Linked DNA regions of Mus musculus: region 1 is linked to region 2. Evidence: chromatin loops called from intact Hi-C (ENCODE). Cell type or tissue: gastrocnemius. All regions are shown on one strand.

The links. Peaks named below come from ENCODE experiments on the same cell type or tissue, not always from the same donor. Only the 100,000 strongest peaks of a DNase experiment are listed, where the experiment ranks them.
Region 1: a loop joins it to region 2, with 3 times the contacts of the local background. A loop is called at or near these places in 5 of 42 quality-filtered maps.

What each region holds. Positions count from the first base shown.
Region 1 is chr16:78,926,947-78,934,946 of GRCm38, reverse strand. Chodl (chondrolectin) reads right to left here and starts at 3,999. Exons shown (of 6, transcript NM_139134.4): 1 at 3,500-3,999. The coding sequence starts at 3,578. In gastrocnemius, no CTCF peak of the experiment used is centred here; DNase peaks (open chromatin) are centred at 3,101, 3,716 and 4,122; H3K4me3 peaks cover 3,427 bases; H3K27ac peaks cover 1,589 bases.
Region 2 is chr16:78,641,057-78,649,056 of GRCm38, reverse strand. No RefSeq gene overlaps it. Among named protein-coding and RNA genes, the nearest start is that of Gm24861, 20 kb to the right of the region's middle. In gastrocnemius, a CTCF peak has its summit at 4,154 (motif pointing left); no DNase peak of the experiment used is centred here.

The DNA of each region.
Region 1 (8,000 bases), 290 kb before region 2:
TTCTTTTTTTAATCAGATATTTTCTTCATTTACAATTCAAATGCCCTTTCCTAGTTTCCTCTCTGAAAATCCCCTACACCCTACACCCTCCCCCTGCTCCCCAACCCTCGCACTCCTGGCCCTGACATTCCCCTATACTAGGGCACAGAGCCTTCACAGGACCAAGGTCCTCTCCTCTCATTGAAGAAGAGAGTTTTAAACAGTAAAAATAACTAAGGAAGCATCAGCTGGATATCCCCTTTCAGAATCCTTTTTTTTTAATTATAGATGCTTTTCCAGCATTAATGTATAGATATTGCCACTGTAAGATAATGATGAATAGCCAGTAAGGAATAATGCCTATGATAAATGGGTAGTTTATTAAATGCCTAGTAATAAGATTAATTTGCTCCCTTCTTGCCCAGGAGATACTTAAAATAATTGCATCTTTGCAATTTGCACTGTCATCATTTTTGACTTTGATGATGTCATGGAATCTTTCTGTGAGCTTGAATATGCTCTGCAGTTTCATTTGTATATTTCTTACTACTAAAGCACTTTTTAAAGCTACTTACTGCTCATCACTTATGCAATATTCTACAGTCTCTTCACGATAAAAGAGCGGGGGGCTGCATATAATTGGTTGCACCAGCTAGATCTCTCTCTATAGTGAATAGTTGAGTTCTTTATTCTCTATGAAATTATGGAGGAGAATGACTTAAAAGTCATAGGCTGTGAAAAGTTAGTGGAGAGTGGCTGGTTAGATTGTACATTTAAAGACGATGTCTGACTCTCTGAAGAGCATGAATTGCTGACGTCAGTATAAGGCTTAATACCCTTGTTCCTAACGGTCTGCTTCCACTCCGCCTTTACAATAAAGTGCATCTCCACTGTAGCAGAGTTAAAGCTGCATGTGTAAGAGAGTTCTCGAGAAATGTAAGGGACACCTGAAACATGGTAATGCCACATCACAGCATGAGGGCGTGGAAGACCAGTGCTCTCAACTCTAAAAGAGAAACAAAAAGTTTGTTAAAATAACAAATCTTTTGAAAATGTCACTTGCTTCCAAACATAGTCTTCCAAACTAGAGACCTCAAAGTTTAATCCCCCTTTTTCATATGATACCATACGGAAAAATCTTAAGAAGTTGTCATAAGAAAAATATCAGCAGCTAGTGACTTTCTGAACCGAGTGTTTAAATAGATGCAACAGATGTTCTCCACACATCTGTGTGGAGTAAGAAATCACCATACAATTCAAATCCTCAAATTAGTTTCCCATGAACCATAAATTCAGTAAATACAACGATTAGTGTCTGTGTACTGCCTTATTACATCAGATACTATTAAATCTTTTGTAGATCAGCTGATAGTGAAGCTGCTCAAAATGTATTTATCCCTAAAATATTTTATCCTTAAAATGGTGTGCTTAAAGGATTATAATGTATTTTGTTGATTTTTTTTTGAAATATGAAAAACATATCCAGAGATTTAGTTTGTCAGTGTCTGTCTCTTGAGGTCATGGTGGGTACATGATTATTTGATATTGCACAGTAATTATACCTTTTTGTCCCAAAATGTAATAAGTAGAAATAATTTTCCATGTGTTCTAAGTATGTTCCAAATAGTGGAAAGCAGAGACGCTGTCTCAATTCTCATCAGACTTGGTAACCAGTCCCTAGTGGCATAAAATAGTTGCTACACCATTCAGAAAAAATATCAACAGGCAGACAGTGGACATGTTAGGAAACATTGCTCCAAAAATAACAGATTTTAGACGGCTCTCTGCTCAGCCAATAACAGCTAGAATTAATCAAATCCTATGACTCAGAAATCAGTTTATAGATGGATAAATTTCAATGTGAAAAAATCAAATTATCCATAAGAAAGACATATCTAAGTAATTGTTTTAATCTCAAGTCAACATCATTATTTATGCTAAATCAAATAAATCATGATCAGTTACTTAGAAATTTTCCAGATGCCACCTTCAAGATGCCTATGAATTGCCAAAAAAAAAAAAAAAAAAAAAAAAAACTAGCCAAAAATTTGGAATAATTTGTGTAGAACTATATTGGAAATTAAACTTTTCATCAACAAAGCACTTGAGTTCTATTTTCTACTTTGAATATCTCTCCATCCCCAAAACTTTAATGTATTTAAATAAGAAGAGAACAAAGAATCATTATTTAAGTTAGTTAAATGCTTCTATTTGCTTTTAAAGTGTCATAAGTTCAAAGTACATTTTTTTTTGCTATTCGTTTTATTTGCATATAAAACTCAAACAAAGGTCGTGAAATAGTTTGATCCACCAGATAGATCTCCATGCAGTTCTTTATCTTCTGCTAAATAAGGAAGAAAAGGGACATTAACTCATAGGCTTTGAACACCCTGTAAATAGCTATAGGAGACTGAATTGTATCTGACTGAGTGAAATATCTGCTGAGGAGAAAATTGGAGGCAACCTTAATATGCTAGATCCTAAAGGTCTGTTTTCCGAACCCATTAAGTTACTGTCATCAACCTTTTTATCAGTGACACCTACTGTACAGATGGATAAGCTTTCAGAGGAACCACGTTGGCCTTATATGTTAGAAGCAACATTCAACAAACGCACTCCAACAGTTTGATGAGCATAGCAAGAGCTTTCTCGATGGGTGACTGTCCAGCTGCCGTGTGCGGTGCTGTTCACATTTGCCTCAAACACAGAAAAGCCTTAAAAGATTTTTCCCAAACTAAGAGAAGAAGATGGATACAGTGTGGATGACATTGAGCACCGGGGCTGTGTGTGCGGATGGGAGCGGGAATCAAGAGACAAAGCAAGGAAGTTTTGCAAATTTGACCTTTCACTGATTTGAGAGACTTAATTGTGCACCTGTTGTTTGAGCAAATCCAAATTCATCACCACAAACATCTCAAAGCAAACCTCCACCCAGCTCCAAGAGGTGTTTCCTGAGTGTTCTAATTTTGAAATTAAGTCCAAAAGCGAAGGCGACAGGGCAGTAGCTCTCCCCTGTTCTTCTTCAGTCCTCCTGAGAACAAAGGCTGCAAACTCAGACATCTGGACTGGTCTGGTCTCAGAAACCATCCTTGTGAGCACCCTGGCTGGACTAGAGCCAGACCAACAGGAGGTGGCGTTCATGCCACAGCAGCTGCTCAATGTCCAAGCTTGGTCAACCAGGCTCTACCACACCCCTCTCACAGGTGCCCCAGTCCTGTCTGCCTGTGTTCCACTCACCTGCTTCCAAATAAACTAGAGACTCTTGCCCTGAAGAGACAGAGCTGTTCCATATTTAGCTTAAGCTTGCTCCCCAACTATAGAAAAAGGCACTCCAAAAAAAAGGAAACTTTTCTGTTATGCAGGGAGAAGGTGAAAGGAAAGAATAACAGGTTTTCCACCTTCTCTCTGGACGCCTACTAAGTACTGTTTTCCAAGTCTATAAGGAGTCCCCAACCTAGTGCAGAGTACTCCATACCGCCCCAGAATCCCAAGTCCCTTGTTTTATGCTGCTCTGACTCACCACTGACCACCCTTCGGGCAAAGGCTCCCTGGGCACAGAGCAGCGCAGCTCCCAGCAAGAGTGAGGCGATGCGGATCATCCTGGCGAGCCTTCTGCAGCAGGTGTCCAGTGAAGGAAAGACGAGGTCTTCCCGCAGCGCGGCCACCGCCGGTGGCTCTCACCAGCAGCTTCCTTGCTTTCCTGCTGGGTCCTACTCCCTCCTTCCCAGCGCAGCAGCTAGGATGCCTGTAAGCATCGCCTTTAGGGAGGACCTTCTGCCAGGCTGCCCCGTGCCGCACTGGGCTGGAGTGCAGGACACCGTGGGCGTGTCTGGGAGCAGGGGACAGTGTTATGAGTTCCTCTGTCTGTATCTGTTGGAAAGGTGAAACGGGAGTTCTAACGCAAACCTAAGCAGCTGCCTTCCCTTCCTTCTCAGGTCTCTGTGTTCTAAGGGACTGAGCTGGTGTGTCCTGGTAGTGGCTTCAACAGCAGCAACAGCAGCAGCAACAGCAGCAACAGCCGCTCTGCGCTGGCGGCACTCTCTTATATATGCCCAGAGCCTGGGGTTCCAACCCCTAGCTAGTAATCATTTTAACTACTTCGTCCCTCCTGCCAAGTGGAGCATCTGGCCCCTCCCCTAAAAGCCGGAGCCACTTTGAAAAGAGTCCAGTCAGCAGTCCCTCCTCCTCCACTCCCGGTCCCCACCCCCTTCCCATTTGCCAACAGACTTCAATACTCATTTGTGTAAAATGTGACAGCTTTGCTATTAAACTCGGGCAAAAGTTGGCTCCATTTGGTTTTCTCGGAGATAAATGTCCACGAGGATGCCAAGTTTCAGGGCCTTTCTCTTTTTCTGCTAAATTGCTTGATCATATGTATGGTGAGATGCGGGGCACTAGCCACTATTTAAGATGGATTGGCAGAGTGGAAGCCAAAACCTGCTCAGTGAATTATATAATGTGGCAGCTTTTTCCCCACCTAGGTTCTGCAAATAGATTATTTCCAAGCAGGTTGCTTGACTAAATTGCCATAGAAGTAATTTGAAAAGAATCTTGGAAACAAGCCCCCCCCCCGACTAATTTCAGTCTCAGTGTTTGCAACTCCAAGGGGGGAAAGTCCAGGCAAAATAAATAATCTGAATTGTTGAGAACTTCACGAATGCAAAATGAGTGTATTTCTCTGAACGTATCCATCAGTGGTCTATGGATTCCATTAAAAGTAAGCCAGCCTGGTCTACAAAGTGAGTTCCAGGACAGCCAGGGCTATACAGAGAAACCCTGTCTCAAAAAACCAACCAACCAACCAAACAAACAAACAAATAAACAAACAAAAAAGTAAGTCTCACTTTAAGGAATATGTATGTGCCTTTCCAAACCTGACCCACTCTTCTGTAACAGTCCAATGGCTGGCTTACCATTTTTATGGAGTCAGAGATGTTCGTGAGAGTTCTCATAATGACAGTTTACACATAGTCCATAATAGGAAACCTGAAAATGTTCTTAGGATCAGCTTCTGTAAAACAGGAAAGTTTTTTTGTTATGTTGCTTTTCATTATAATTTATAATTAATTAATTAGGTTTTTTATGTGTACAAGTATGTGATTGTGGGGGTGTGTGTATGTGTGTGTATGTATGTGTGTGTGTTTGTGTGTGTATGCGATTGTATGTGTGTGATTTTGTGTGTGTGTGTGTTTGTGTGTGATTTTGTGTATGTGTGTGTGTGTGTGTGTCTGTGTGTGTGTCTGTGTGTCTGTGTGTGTCTGTGTGTGTCTGTGTGTGTGTGTTGAGGCCCAAAGGTGCATTCAGGAATCTCCCTTCTTTCCATCTTATTCATTGATGGGTGAGTCTCACAGTGAAACAAGATCTTATGATCCATATGACCTGTCTCCTTAGCCCGATTGCTTAATGACCCCATCTTCAACTTCAGAGGCTAGATTGCTGGAGGGACACCACAGCCACATGGCATTTGTGTGGGTTCTGGGGATCCTAACTCTTATCCTTTTGTTTAAGTGCCAAGGGCTTTAACTGCTGAGCCATTTCCTCAGACCCCATTATATTGCTTAAATGCACCAAGATTTCTTAAATAGGATCATTTCATATTTTAATGGGCAGCACACTTTCCTCCAAGGTCTAACTGTCTTTGGTTTTCATATGAAATGAGGACACTGATGGATCATTTTCTTGGAAAAAAGGCAGTATGTATGGCCACAATCAGGACCAGTCTCACAGAATCAGATGCTTCAGCAATTGGGAGATTCTTAACTACTAAATACACTTTACTAATTAAAGTAGAATTCTAATTGTGTGTGTGTGTGTGTGTGTGTGTGTGTGTGTGTGTGTGTGTGTGTGATGGATAGATAGAGATATAGATTAGATAGAGATTAGATTTAGATATAGATCTATATACACTTTTTCTGTTCTTTTTATTGACTGTGAATGAACTATCCTACTGTAGGGCCATGGGCAATTGATAAATATGGATTTGATAGTGAGTCTATTATTTTTACCACTAGTTTATGTCCTCAAGGAGAAGATTCTATTGAGATTTTTGAATAAGAGATGAGAAATGTAAAAAGTCCCATAGGTCCTGGGTTTGTAGTGTGGCCCTGAAAACCATGTCCGTGAGAACCATTGTCTGCAGCTTTGGTCAGAAAGCTGTCTGACATGAGCTCAGAATTCAGCATGGAGAGAGGAAGAGATGATAGCAGCCACCGTATAAAGCAAGGTAGAGCAGAAGGGTAAGTGAAGCATCACACGATATGGAAGAAGCAAGAATTAAGTTTTAAGTTATACCTGCGGTCATCCGCATTGGCTGATGAATATGTGTTTTATTAATGCCTGTAGAAAGAATCCAGGTGAAGGCCTTTTCCTCTATCATGCCACCCTTCTCCCAGACACTGGCATCACCCAGCTCTCTTATGAAATGACCCTTCTTTGGGAAGAGAACCCTGCAAATTGTATCATGAACACCAGACATCTCTTAGCTGTGTTTCTGACACCTAAGACATAATACACTTGAAATCAGCAATGATGGAAAGGAGAACTATACTATATATTTAGTACTTGGTTAAATCCAAATGACAGCCATAACTACATCCTCAGTAGGGTTTCATGGGTTTTTATCTTTCATGCAAGAATAACACCAATGCAATTGAGTCAGCCATTGACTTACTGGTCCAGCAGTGTTCCTCGTAGCTAACATATTAAGGGAAATACAATCCTGTATTCTTATTCATTTTTGATTTGGCATTTTAAAAGGGATTGGCAGACAAAAATCAACATTTGTTTGTTTGTTTGTTTGTTTCTCTACCACTAAAAACATCTGGGTGGCTTACCACCAACTTAATGGAGCCTGGCTTAGGTATTTTTAAAAAGTAAGTATTTTCTATAAAGAGCACTACAAGAATTTTATCATATAGATTACATACATCTGTTATATTATATAATCTATATAACATAATGGAAGATATATATCAAAATTCATCAAATTTTAATTAAAATATTCCAATTCATTTAGATTGCCTTTATATGTATATGTATTTGTATATATACATATATACATATATATGTGTGTGTGTATGTGTGTGTGTGTATGAATTTGCTGCTGTATTCGGTTTCCATACTACCCCTCAAATGTCCCTTAATTTTAGCTGTTTCCATGTAGTCTTTCCCATAACCCCATCTCTTTGCCCCCTCTCCTTCTAGTCCACTCACCCCCATCTATCCATAGCTATCTATCTCTTTCCCTTTCCTAATGAGATCTGTCTGATTCCTGTAGTCCCTTAGTCTCTAACTACCCTCTGTGGTTCTATGTACTGTAGCCTGGATATCACTGACTTCACAGCTAATATTCATACATAAGTGAACACAGACTAATCATCTCTCATGAATGAAGGGAAACCTAGCCACTAGGGTTAAATTGTCATTTCACGAAAGCTAAGCTGTCATATATGTCTGCTGGGAGATCAGTTTCTCCAATGGAGGGACCCTGGGTACATCAACCACTCCAGGACAGGCCTCATGTTCAAGAGTAGTTGACCAACATCACATGGACTCCACAGTTGGTTTTTATAAATTTCTTTACAGTTTGGTGGGTTTTTTTTTTCATTTTTGGTGTGTTTGTTTTCTTGATTGGGATGGGTGCCATTGTATTAGATTTTGTTTTTTGAGAAAGAACTTAAAATTGGGCGGGTACGGAGAGGGGAAGAACCTGGAAGGACTTGGTGACAAGAAGAATATGAGAAAAATGTATTTAAATTTAAACATTGTTTTAGGTATCAAATATATAATTAAAAATAAAGTAACAACAAGTAATTGTTCCATAGACAAGTATGGTAGCTCATGCCAATAGCTCCAAAACTCTGGAGGGATAAGGCAGGGGGATTCCCATAAGTTTTACGTCAGCCTAAGCAACATAGGGAGAACCTGTTCCAGAATACATACATACATACATACATACATACATACATACATACAAATTTGCAGTAGATATGTTTCATAGTTGTTGGAGTTAGTGGAAAGTA
Region 2 (8,000 bases):
TAGAGATATCCACATGTTCACATAACCCCAGGGGATTTTCAGAAATGCATATATATTCATAAAATGAATCATGTGAGTTTCAGATGATTTCATTGAAATCAGAATCCAGAGCACTGTATACAAACATAGTATCACCCCTTCTTTGTAGGATATACCTTCCAAGACAGTCTAGTGAGTCTTAAAACCACAGAGTACCAAATCCTACCGAAACTGATTTTTATCATCCACATACCCCTAGGATGGTTGAATTTACAAATTAGTCAGATTAGGATATTTACAACAATTAAGACTAATAACGAGAACAACTATAGCAATGCATTATAATAAAAGTTATCCAAATATTGTTTGTGTCCTTTTCCCTTTAATATGTCATACTCCCAACTGATAAACTGTGCAAAGTAAAACCTCAGATAAATGGAACAACGATGAGGGCCATCTTCATATAAGTCAACAGCCATCATAACCTGGAATTTGTGTTCCCTTGTCTTTCTGTAATTCTTATTTTTTTTTAATTATGTGTATGGGGCGAAGTGGCTGTGAGCTCAGGAACCCATAGACTTACAGGCACTTTTGAATAGCCTGATGTAGCTGCTGAGAACCAAATCTGGGTCCTCTGTGCAAGAGCAGTACCAGCTTTTAACTGCTGAACCATCTCTCCAGATCTATTGTCAAAATACAGCAGCCAACATCATCACCCCATTATTTTAGTACATCAGTAGATGCCAAGACGTCCCCTAGAAATGTCAGGGTTTCTTCATAGACATGGCAAAAACCTACTAAAAGAGAATCACAGGGATAAAGTGATGCCAACAATGAAGATTAGCCACAGGAGTGGGGACAAAGCCAGTAGAGAAAACAGTTCATTCCATTTAGTAGTTATCCAGATAGGTTTAAAAGCAATTCAAAGTAATACGACAAGACAAGATGGGTTCTCAATTCTGATGCTATTCGCTTGTGAAGAATGGCTGCCTTGTTATCTTTATATTCTTGGCCCTTGGCACAACATCTGACACATAGTCGGTTCTTCACCGAGGAAAATGTGTAGTAGTGTCAAGGAAGTGTTAGTGAACCCCAGAAGACCAGACAGGACCCCATCTGTTGCAATCACACCAGGGCCTTTTTTTTTTTCGAGCTAGTTTATCAGCAGCTTCTTAGCGCCTCCCCTTTTCTCAGCTCCCATCTGCCCCTTCCAACCCTCTCTGTCCTGCTTGGCAAATTGCTTTACCTACTGTACTGGCTGGTTTTGTGTCAACTTGATACAGCTGGAGTTATCACAGAGAAAGGAGCTTCAGTTGAGGAAATACTACCATGAGATCCAGCTGTAAGGCATTTTCTCAATTAGTGATCAAGGGGGAAAGGCCCCTTGTGGGTGAGACCATCTCTGGGCTGGTAGTCTTAGTTCTATAAGAGAGCAGGCTGAGCAAGCCAGGAGAAGCAAGCCAGTAAGGAACATCCCTCCATGGCCTCTGCATCAGCTCTGCTTCCTGACCTGCTTGAGTTCCAGTCCTGACTTCCTTTGGTGATAAACAGCAACATGGAAGTGTAAGCCAAATAAACTCTTTCCTCCCCAACTTGCTTCTTGGTCGTGATGTTTGTGCAGGAATAGAAACCCTGACGAAGACACCTACCTAAGTGGAAAACCAAAGACCAGAAATCATCAAGACCTTATCTTTGACCAATACCCTGCTTCCTTTGAGTGTTAACAGGAGATGTTTGTCTCCTCCAAAAATGTTTCCCTGTGTATGTTCTCAGTCACATTGCTTCTTAATTCCTGTGGACTTTGGATCACACGCTTCTCACTCATCACCCAAAGATCCTCTGTTGGATCCCTTCTGTTGTTATGAATTCAAATGTTCAAATGCATAGCCCAACTTTAAAATAAACTATCATAAGACAAAATTTTTCAATTGAATCTTTTCCACCCTTTAAGTACTAGAAAATTCTTCTGAATTATGCATCTTTTTCCTTTGAACGCTGCCTAATGCCTCTTTACTGTGTTCTATAATACCTTTAACCCTTGAAGAACTGAGTTTCTCCCCAAGCTATCTCTCCTCATGTTCCCTTATACAGCCTAGTTTTTAGCAAATGGTTTGGTCTCTCAAACCAAAACCATGAACATCATTTTGGCTAGTTTCCTTTAAATATTTGCTTTATTACCCACCAATTGCCAAGATCTTCCGATTCTTCCTTAACACTTTTTTTTTAATTAGGTATTTTCTTCATTTACATTTCCAATGCTATCCCAAAAGTCCCCCAGATCCTCCCCCACCCCCACTCCCCTACCCACCCACTCCCCCTTTTTGGCCCTGGCGTTCCCCTGTACTGAAGCATATAAAGTTTGCAAGGCCAAGGGGCCTCTCTTCCCAATGATGGCCGACTAGGCCATCTTCTGCTACATATGCAGCTAGAGACACGAGCTCCAGGAGTACTGGTTAGTTTATATTGTTGTTCCACCTATAGGGTTGCAGACCCCTTTAGCTCCTTGGGTACTTTCTCTAGCTCCTCCGTTGGGGGCCCTGTGTTCCATCCAAATACCTGACTGTGAGCATCCACTTCTGTGTTTGCTAGGCCGGGGCATAGCCTCGCAAGAGACAGTTATATCAGGGTCCTTTCAGCAACATTTTGCTAGTGTATGCAATGGTGTCAGCGTTTGTAGACTGATTATGGGATGGATCCCCGGGTATGGCAGTCTCTAGATGGTCCATCCTTTCATCTTAGCTCAAAATTTTGTCTCTGTAACTCCTTCCATGGGTGATTGTTTCCAATTCTAAGAAGGGGCACAGTGTCCACACTTTGGTCTTCGTTCTTCTTGAGTTTCATGTGTTTTGCAAATTGTATCTTGTATCTTGGGTATTCTAAGTTTCTGGGCTAATATCCATTTATCAGTGAGTACATATCATGCTTCCTTGACACTTTTTAAATCTGCTTTTATTTCTCCTTCCGAGGCTCTATGGCATAAGTGCTTGGCCCTTTATACTCTGGACACTACAATTATTACTGATTGACTAAGAGAAATCCTAAGCAGACACCAGCTTAGTGTTAGCAGCTCTGATCCAGTGGCCCCAGCTCTTAGTATGATTTTGCTTAGCTTTGACGCTCAGAGCCTCTCAGCTCTGAGTAGCCTATAGTTAACACAGATGCTGTCAGCTCAGCCCTCAGCTGCCCTTGATGGCTTAACAAAAATGAGGAATAGTTACGTTTCCGTAACCATTTAAGAATCTTCCAGAGGCAAGCATCTGTATCATGTCACAGCCTCACCTCTCCCAAGCCCTTCACTCCACACCCTTTGCCTTCTACAGCCTCTTTTATTTACAACCCTCTGTATCTCTTTCCCAGTCCTTCCACATCTTCACCCTCTGCAGTCTTTTGTTTAGGTATTTATTTCATTTACATTTCCAATGCTATCCCAAAAGTCCCACACAAGCTCCCCTACCCACCCACTCCCCCTTTTTGGCCCTGGCGTTCCCCTGTACTGAGGCATATAAAGTTTGCAAGGCCAAGGGGCCTCTCTTTCCAATGATGGCTGACTAGGCCATCTTCTGATACATATGCAGCTAGAGACACGAGCTCCAGGAGTACTGGTTAGTTCATATTGTTGTTCCACCTATAGGGTTGCAGACCCCTTTAGCTCCTTGGGTACTTTCTCTAGCTCCTCCATTGGGGGCCCTGTGTTCCATCCAAATACCTGACTGTGAGCACCCACTTCTGTGTTTGCCAGGCCCCAGCATAGTCTCACAAGAGACAGCTATATCAGGGTCCTTTCAGCAATATCTTGCTAGTGTATGCAATGGTGTCAGCGTTTGGAAGCTGATTGTGGGATGGATCCCCGGATATGGCAGTCTCTAGATGGTCCATCCCTTCGTCTCAGCTCCAAACTTTGTAACTCTTCTGCTTCCGTCCCGGTGCCAGATGTGCTCAGAGCTAGAGGCTCCTGATAATCTCTGTTCTTTGTGCATCTAGTTTAACCCATTCTAACAGAAGTAAAATGCTGTTACCAATAGTCAGGCTAGGGTTCCTTTTCTCTACACACATAGAAACTGTGGATGAGCAAGAGGATTGTCAAGTGCTGTTTTTTGCCAGCTCCTCTTTTCCTGGGTGGCTGACAGCAAGCAGTAGGAAGGTTGAGCAGCAAGTGGCGCCCTCTAGTGTTTCAATCAACATGAGGTCCTTAGGTTTGGAAATGTTTAGGGTCTTATAAGTGGGTCTCAGAAGTGGGACTTCTCAGCACTTGACTGCAGCTGGCATTGCAGCATCTAGAAAAGCCTGGCTGTTGATATTTCACTGCTTTTGACAATAGCCAGGGATACAGCCCCTGTATGGGCCTATGAATCCAGATTCCTTGGCCTTCACACTGTCATTAACACATAATTCTTGGCCAATGGATCTGAAACACATGGCCCTAAACACCTGACAATTACCTGTAACTCTTCTGGAGATCATGACTCACGGTTCCTTTTCTCTGGATCCTTATCACATGTTTACACTTCTCCGGCCTTATCTCTACTCTCATTTGTCCATCTTTCTACCGGCATAGACCTACTTATCCTTTCCCTGGACACTCTTGAACACCTGCTTTTTGTCAGCCATCTAGCTGCTATGTGTATCCCAGATTTACCCGTCAACTGCCTAACTATTATTGCCACTGTCCCTCTATTGCCTCTGTCATTGTCACCTCCTGATTTCTCTGTTGCATCTCTTCAGGTAACCGGCACATCCCAGACTATTGAAAGTGAACAAGAAAAGACCACATGAGACACGCCCCCTTTCTTTAACCTCATGTTGCAACAGTGGGAGACACAACACAGGAGAATGTCTCCAAGCCAACTCACTAAATGAGTCCAAGCAGCCTGCTGATGTACCCAGAGAAGGGATATTTGGACCAACCACAGCTTTGTCTCTTTGTCTCTTTAGTTGTGCCATGAAGGTGTAAGTTTGTGCCAATCACAGATTTGCTTCTTCTGCACCTGTATCAGAAGTCTCTCTGGTAAAGCCACAGGAGGCAGATTAGCAAGAGACCAGAGCTATTCCTTGAAGGTTGAAATTACCTAAGGTCATACCCTTCAATGGGATGGGGGAGTAGGATCAGAATATATTGTACAAACTTCTCAAAGAACTAATAAAATGAGAAAGAGGAGTTATCATTAGCACTAACGGTTATTTTGAACAATTTTTAATGAGGATTAATACTTGTCCAGTTCCCCAGGGGAAGGTAGATCCCTGCTGTGGTTTGAATGTACATAAAATCTCCTCATAGACATGTATTTGAAAACTTGGTTGCCAGATGATCAACTGTATTTTAGGAGATGAAATCCTAACAGAGAAAATGGGTCATTGAGAGTACACCTTGAGATTTTATACGTGGGTTAACTTCTTGTCTGCTCTCTGTTTCTGATTACAAAAAATAATGTGACCAGTTGCATTACATTACTTCCATCATGCCTTTCTCTCCACGGTGGATGACCAGCTCTCTAACCATAAGCCAGAATAAAGTCTTTCTTCCTGAAAAAAAACATTTTGTTACATACCACAGGAACAAGAAATGTAACTAGCACAGGCCTCTTGTGGGTTTCAACTACAAATATGTAATGAGTTATCTGGAAATAGATAGGAAGGTGTACATTGCAGTATAGTGGGGTAGAAGGAAGTTCCTGAAACTAACCAAAGCAGAATGAGAGGAGAGGGGTTCACAGAGAGAGTCACACACTCTCTGCATCTTCTCACAGAGTCACACACTCTCTGCATCTTCTCACAGAGTCACACGCTCTCTGCATCTTCTCACAGAGTCACACGCTCTCTGCATCTTCTCACAGAGTCACACACTCTCTGCATCTTCTCACAGAGTCACACACTCTCTGCATCTTCTCACAGAGTCACGCACTCTCTGCATCTTCTCACAGAGTCACGCACTCTCTGCATCTTCTCACAGAGTCACGCACTCTCTGCATCTTCTCACAGAGTCACGCACTCTCTGCATCTTCTCACAGAGTCACGCACTCTCTGCATCTTCTCCGCCAACCAAACTTGTTGTTTAGTAGTCACCTCTGCAGACTGGACCTGACTACCCTAGATGTCAACCTTCCTGAAAACACGTGTAAAATGGAAAGGGAGACAAGCAGCATGGCTGAAGATAGAGTATTATGAGGCCACCTGATGCTCTCCTACCTGAAATGAAGCCCAGCGTTAGGTGCCTGGAGTTGCCGTGGCTAAAGTCAAGTTCTCCCAAATGGAAACCTCCACTTAACAGCGGCAATGACAGCTGAGGCAATCCCTGCCTCAAGTGAAGTCTAGTCAGGCCTGGGGACAGAATGAAGTTTCTCTGAGAGGCAGAGTCTGGATCTACTCCAGAGAAATGTCCCCTGCATCCATGGCTGAAGCAAAGCCTCCCTAACTGGCTATGAGACGTTCAGAGTGGTTGTGGCTTTCATCCTGACAACCCCCTGTATCATCAAAGAAGCAGTGAGTTGATCGGCTGACAGTCTCAGTTAAGTAGTGGGGATGAAGTTGTAGTTGCTGCTTTTCCTGATAAAGCTTCAGAGGGTGGATCGACTTCATTTACACCCTCACCAGGCAACAGTACACAAACAGCAGTAAGGATTCCCAATGTGACCTCTGCTCCTGCCCAGTATGTCGCCACCACTGATTTCACTCACAGGCAGCTACAACTGCATCCGTTGGAAGGAGATGGACAGACAGTCAAACAGCCAAAGTTCTCCCTCCTAACAACTTGTACTTAACACGAAATAAACATTAAAGAGCACCTGCAATCAAGATCCAAGACACAATTTCTATTCTTCTGCAATGAACTTAAACTTACGACCCTTCATCCCCAGTCTAAAGCACCTAGGAAGTGTTGGGTCCTCCTTACCTACTTCAAAGTCGCCAAGCTAGGAGAGTAAGGTACCTGACACTGCATCAGCAAGTAAGTCAAAAATCACAATGGCTGACAATAGCAATGCCTAGTGCGGGTTTAGTACATGGCCTGCTTCGTGCTTCTTATACTGATTGGAACTGATGGAATGGCTTCCATCTAAATCATTGCCAGGCTCACAGCAAGAGAGCAGACAGGCTTGTAAATCACGCTTGGAATCCTAAAACCTGACTGGAAAGTGGCACTGGGTACATTTTATTGCTTCCAAATGGCACATTGACCCTGACTGTTAAGGTTCTTTTCTGTCCTCTCCCACCACAGCCCTAACCAGAACCACACGTCTCCAAAGTCCACATACTCTTTGTATTAGTTACATCTGTAACTAATGTGATAAAACACCATGTTCGAGGCAACTTAGGGATGAGTTTATTTGGGACTTATAGTCCCAAGTGGGTTAGAGTCTACACTCAAGGCAGCAGGTGTCAGGCATTTGGCTGGAGCAGAAGCTAAGAGCTGAGGTCTTACATCTCAAGCCTCAAGCAGGTAACAGAGGACGCTAATTCAAAATGACTCGAGTCTACTGAGACTTCCAAGTTTGCCCATGGTGGCATACTTCCTCCAATGCCACATCTCATACTCCTCCCCAAAAAGCCACCAACTGGGGAACAATATTCAAATAATTGGGACTTATGGAGGAACATGTTACTCAAATTACCACACTCTACAACATTCTCAGGTGGCATTCCTTGAATACATCAAAGCATATATAGGTCAACCGTTGTGTCATCTATTTGCCCAGGGGCTCGTTGCCATAGAGATTGAGAACTGTGAAACTTTAACGGATCCCAATACATGTTTGCTCTCCCACTTCCAGTACTCTAGAGAGAGATTCCCTTCACTAACTAGAACATTAACTGTTCTGGTGTCTAAGCCCTGGAGAACCTCTACATAACAAGACAATCTACCAAGCCTACACATGTTAAAGGCTTAAGCAGCCATACATTGGATACAAGCTTGGGAACACCAAAAGTCACAAGAAAAACAAAGAAAACAAACAGCACTTAATGGCCACTTCCTTACATCTACCAGCCAGGATCCAGTATTAGAGGACCCAGACAGAGAGAAACCAGTC